Linked DNA regions of Mus musculus: region 2 is linked to region 1. A link is a contact called in ENCODE Hi-C or POLR2A ChIA-PET data. All regions are on one chromosome and are shown on one strand. Each heading gives the region's core, a stretch centred on a gene start or an enhancer-like site at or near the end of the contact. The rest is flanking DNA. Distances are from core to core; before and after follow the strand shown. Region 1 holds the start of Zfp946 (zinc finger protein 946). Region 2 holds the start of Zfp943 (zinc finger prtoein 943).

Region 1 (2,700 bases), core at 158-2,657:
TTTGGGTCACCTATATATACTGTCATATCATTTACAAATAAGATTTTTACTTTTTCCTCTGTAATCCAATGTTTATTTTCTTTATTTCCTTCAGCGGTCTTCTTGTGCTAGCTAAGAATTCAAGTTTCATATTGAATAGACATCGTGGAGAAAGTGAATGGCCTAGTTTGTTCCTGATTTTATTGCAATTGCTTTGAATTTCTCTTCATTTAATTTGATATTGGCTGTAGGCTTCCTGTAAACGGACCCATTTCTCAATGCTTTACTTACATCCTAAACTGCATACATCTCAGATGAATAATTCATGGGCAATAAAAAGTATGCTTAATAAATGTTAATGTTTACTGCAATAACTGTAGTGCTCCATACGGTCTACTTTCTAGTAACCTCCCCCCAGCCTGAAGCAGGCTAAGCCAGACCTTGAACTTGCTGCCACTAAGGAGATTACCTTGGGTAGAGCCTTCCTACCTAGATCACTCTATTGTTCAGCCACTGCTGCTACCAGCTGGGACGGAGACTATTCCTGCAGCTGGTTCCAGGCTCCAAGGATGAACTGGCGGGAATGGGCCTCCCCCACCCCCACCACACCCCCCCCCCCCTTTATAAGCGCATTTGCCATTAAACATTTGAGCTTTGATCAGGAATCTTGACTTAGCTCCATTTTTCTCTCCACCGCCTAGTTCCCCTCTCTTTTCAGCCCCAGCTTGGCTTCCAGGTGAAATCCGGTTCATGTGAGCCGCGGTCGGCTTCCAACACTTCCTGGTTCAAAAAAAAATCTGTACCGTTTCCTCATATGACAATTATATACAAAGCTCTTGGAGGATACCTATTAACCAGAGCCAAAGGCGTTCTCTTGAATAAGCAATTAGTAAAACGAGGCAGTTAGAAAGCATGAATGAATTTACATTCCAGGAACTGTTACAATAACTAACAGCATATAATAATGCAACTGCTCTACCAGATATTTTATGGGTAATTTTATGACTGAATATTCTGGTAAATGTACGATGAATGAAAAAAATCACGATAAATCCCAGTTCACAGGATCTCAAACTTCCTGACAACCGTAAGATATCCACAACAGAATTGGGAGAGCAGCGTCCAGGGAAACCATCCCCCCCCCCCCCCTTACCCCCACCTCGGCTCCCGCCCGTTTTCCAGCCCCGCAGCGCCTCTGACCTGGGAGGTTCCAGGGCCGCGGGGCTGCGGTGTCCGCCGCTGCACAGCTGACGGCTGACTCTTCCAGGCCCGAGTTTTCCCTAGGTCCAGAAATAACCAGGACAGGAAAACCAGCCCCCGGTTAGAGAACAAGTTGTTCACTTAAGTACCTAAGGGAATGGTGAATTTTCCTATCTGACTTGATCTTTGGAGCTGCTCTCCTAGACCCGCCCACTACGGCCCCGGTTCCGGTCACGTGGTTCCCCCCAAACACTTCAAGCCAGGCGCTTTCTTTTCCGTAATTACTTTCCTAGACCCTCTGGTTTTTTCTTTTTGCTGGCCCCCTCCCCGCCCGACAAGTACCCACGCCCCAGGGAGGTTCCGGCCCCTCCCACTCAGTCTCAAGCAGCCTGCTACAAAGCTCCAGCAGCCAGGCTGCCCTAGACCTGCTCTGCACAGCCTCCGATATGCTTTCACACCAGAACAGGATAAGTAAGGACGCTGCACCCCAATATCTGAGTCCCAATTGAGTTCTGAACCCCTCAGATAAAAGATGGGCAGCCTAACTAAGAAGTTAAGATACAAGCCTTCTGAGCTTTTAAAAACGCTCAGCAAATGGCAACCAATACCCACAATTCTGATTTCTTTCCTTCCATTCCCTACACAAAATACTAAAAGTAAGTAAAAAAGCCTGGCTTCTTCCCAAAGCCAGTCTTAAAACATGTGAAATACAAGAAAGACTAATCATATGAAAATGTGGATAAAAACGTATGGGACAGATAATAATAAGAGGAGAGCTGTGCAAGCTCACGGGGGAGCTGCAGGGGTAAAGGACACTTGGTAGAAACTGCAAGTGGTAGAACAGGGCACTTGGAAAGCATGAATAAAGTTAAACTCCAGGAGCATTGTCCTGGCCACAATAGCAAAGAGACTAGGTAATGCAAATACTTTTCCCGAATATTTCTCTGTAAATAGCATAGCAACCATAATATGAATGAAAACATCAGCATAAGACCCAATTTGTGTAAGTGAAAATATAATGATAGCACAACAGAATCTTGATAGCCAGGAAAAAATAAAATGTGGTGAGTTTGCATTATTTAAAATTTCAAGCACAGGGGATTCATGGTCAGGATCAGGATGGTAAGGAAAATGAACATAGAAATGAATGGATTTTCAAGGGGAAGGACATTTGTGCCTAGCACATCACTTTATCACTCTGGTCTGTAAGATACAGGCTGGAATTTGGATAAAGAATGTGTTGAATATGTAGACTGCTTTTGGTAGAATAGCCATTCTACTTCCTAATTGTCTTCTTCAATTTCCTTTCTTCAAAGACTTGAAGTTGTATCATACAGGTCATATACTGGTTTGGTTAAAGTTAACACCAACATACTCTTTTTTTTTTTTTTTTTTTTTTTTGAGGCTATTGTGAAAGGTGTTGCTTTCCTAATTTTTTCCCTTAGTCCCTTTGTCATTTGTATATAGGAAACCTATTGATTTAATAGCTTTAATTTTGTATTCAGCTACTTTGGGGAAAGT
Region 2 (2,700 bases), core at 100-2,599, 460 kb after region 1:
CTCCAAAAAGGAAACTGTGAAGGAAAGAGTAAATATCAGAAATAAAAATGTCCCTTTTAATCTAAAGATTTCATTTAACTATGTGAGATGTGAGTCTCATTCACACATAGCTCAGACACAAAGAGAGTCATTCTCCCAGGAATCCTGAAAAGAAAGCTGGAGAGACTGCAAGAAAACTATTGTCTCCCATAGAAACCAGACTGCTACACTTGTCCAAAGGGAGATCTCTGCAAAAATCCCTGTCAGCAGAGTCTAAGCATTCCCACTCCTACAGGATGTCCACAACCACAGGACTTGATGATAACAAACCCTACAATAAAAAAAAAAAAAAAAAAAAAAAAAAAAAAAAAAGCTTGGCCACATATGTAGGTGCAGAGCGCTTTTCTTCAACCACAGAGATCTTTTTTCTGATACAGGAGAGTGATCGTAGTTGTACAAAAGATGCTTTCTAAAACTTTAATCTATACTGGGTTTTCTAATCATAACAATAGAGTGGTCTGATACACTCACATAGCAATAGTGAGCTTGCCTGGCCCTAAGGTGTACCATAAGAACTCAGCATATGAAGACGCACTTCTGAATGCTTTATTTACATCCGAAACTGCATACAACACTAAAGTCTACTTAGTAAATATTAATGTTTACAATCACAACCATAGCATAACATAAAGTATATTTTCTCGTTCAAAAAAAAAAAGAATCTGTACTGGTTCTTCATATGGTTAGTATAAATACAAAGTTCTATTTAGCGAAGTAAAAGGTATTCTCTTGAATAAGCAATTAGTAAAACACGGGTGTTAGAAACATGAATACATTTACGTCCCGTATGCTTTGTGATTGACACAATAGCAAACAGCAGATAATGCAACTGCTCTATCATTTTTAATGAGTTATTTTACAACTGAATATTCTGATAACTGGAGGATAAATGAAAAAAAAAATCATGATAGACCCCCAGTTCACAGGATCTCAATTTCCCGACAACGGTAAGATAACAGAACTGTGAGAGCGGCATCCATAAAAGCAGCTGCGTAAAACACCCCGCTGCTCCGCTCCCTCCCGTTTCCCAGCCCCGCAGCGCCTCTGACCTGGGACCTTCCGGGGCCACCGGGCTGCGGTGCCCGCCGCTGCGCTGCTGACTCTCCCAGGTCCGCAGCCAGGAAACTGCGTCTGAGGAGCTTTCCGGTTTCCGGAGGAAACTGGGGCCGAAAAACCAGCGCTCAGTTCGAGTACACATGGATTACACAGGTAGCAAGGGGAATGGTGGCTTTTCACGTCATTCTGGCCTGGACATTTGGAGCTGGCGACCTAGAAGAGAACGCAGCTGGACGGACTCTACCAACGTAATTAAGGAAGTGAAAGCGGCGGGCCTGAAGGCGTTAGCGCTGTCACGTGACCGGAACCGTGGTGTCCTGGGCGGGGCTAGGGGAGCCGCTCCAAAGATCGTGGCCAGAGACTGGGAACCGCGTCCCCTTAGGTACCTGTTGGAGCCAAGTTGTCTCTACTCCCACTGCGGGCGACTTACCCTGGCCTGGTTCTTTTCGAAGGCCGTAAACTCTCCTCAGATGCGGTTTCCTGTGCTGACCTGGGAGAGTCAGCCATCAGCCGCGCAGCCGCGGGCACCGCAGCCCGGCGGCCCTGGAACCTTGCAGGTCAGAGGAGCTGCGGGGCTGGGAAATGGGCTGGAGCGGAGCAGGGGCTTGTTTTCTGCAGTTGCTCTTAAGGACGCCGCGCTCACAATTCTGCTGTGGATTTTTATCATTGTCAGGAGGTTTGAGATCCTATGAACTGGGTGTATCGTGGTTTGTTTGTTTGTTTGTTTGTTTGTTTCATTTATCTTATGGTTACCAGAATGGTTTCCGAAAATAGTGTCGTAGAACATTTGCAGTACTGTAGTTTGCACACGGGGTTCTCTTTGTTACAGCAGTTACAAAGCTTCTCGAACTTAGATTTCTTAACTCCCTTGACCCATCATTTGCCTACTCAGGAGAGAGTGGCCTCTGGCCTGGGAAATAGGCATTCCCAGAGAGCTTTGTAGATATTAGTCTTATGAGGAACCAGTACACATTTGAGTGAATCAGAAAATATACATTACGAAGCACCAAAATTATGACTGTAAACATTAAGTTTTACTGACCAAAGTTTTGCTCCCCGTTAGAGTTCCATCTTAGATGCATGCTCTCTTTGATGTAAATACAGCATTCAGACATGTGTCTTCATATGCTTAGTTATTAACATCACACCTTACGGCTGAATGAAAATGAGATGATGACTGTCCAAAGGTGTGGCTGAGGAGAAGGTTAATTGTAGGTCATGATAATGCTCAGATTAGCTGGAGAAAACAAACAAACAAACAATTCCACCATTTGAGTAAGGGTTGTTAAATACTAACCAAGAGATGGACTTTGGTCACATGCTCCAGAGCTTTATAAAGACAAACCTATAGGCCACCATACTTTCCCATGCATGAGGTTTTGCAATTTTCTCAAGAACTAAAACTCCCAGCATTCCAAGAAGGTACCTGGTTCTTGCGAAGGTGGTGCTTACACGGTATTTTTGGGTTTTACAGTATGAACCAGAAAACAACCAGAGGCCACTTGAAGAGTCCAGACTGAACTAGGTATGGGGGTCAGGGAGGGACCAAGAGAAAAACCAGGAGCCAGGAAAGCTTCTAGCCAAAAATGTCGACTTTGATGTGTT

Evidence for each region. A loop is a pair of places that touch in the nucleus more often than their neighbours do. ChIA-PET counts read pairs that join two places held with the same protein, here RNA polymerase II (POLR2A).
Region 2: a map of heart shows a loop between it and region 1 (2.3-fold over the local background). The contact joins the promoter of Zfp943 here to the promoter of Zfp946 in region 1. A Hi-C loop is called at or near these places in 2 of 37 maps with a recorded cell type or tissue (T-helper 17 cell and heart). POLR2A ChIA-PET finds 5 or more read pairs at or near these places in 1 of 5 experiments (embryonic stem cell).

What each region holds. Positions count from the first base shown.
Region 1 is chr17:22,422,909-22,425,608 of GRCm38, reverse strand. It overlaps Zfp946 (zinc finger protein 946), which reads right to left and starts at 1,407. Exons shown (of 7, transcript NM_198003.3): 1 at 1,180-1,407.
Region 2 is chr17:21,961,208-21,963,907 of GRCm38, reverse strand. Zfp943 (zinc finger prtoein 943) reads right to left here and starts at 1,349. Exons shown (of 4, transcript NM_001025373.2): 1 at 1,089-1,349. It overlaps Zfp942 (zinc finger protein 942), which reads left to right and starts at 1,444. Exons shown (of 6, transcript NM_001199048.1): 1 at 1,444-1,652.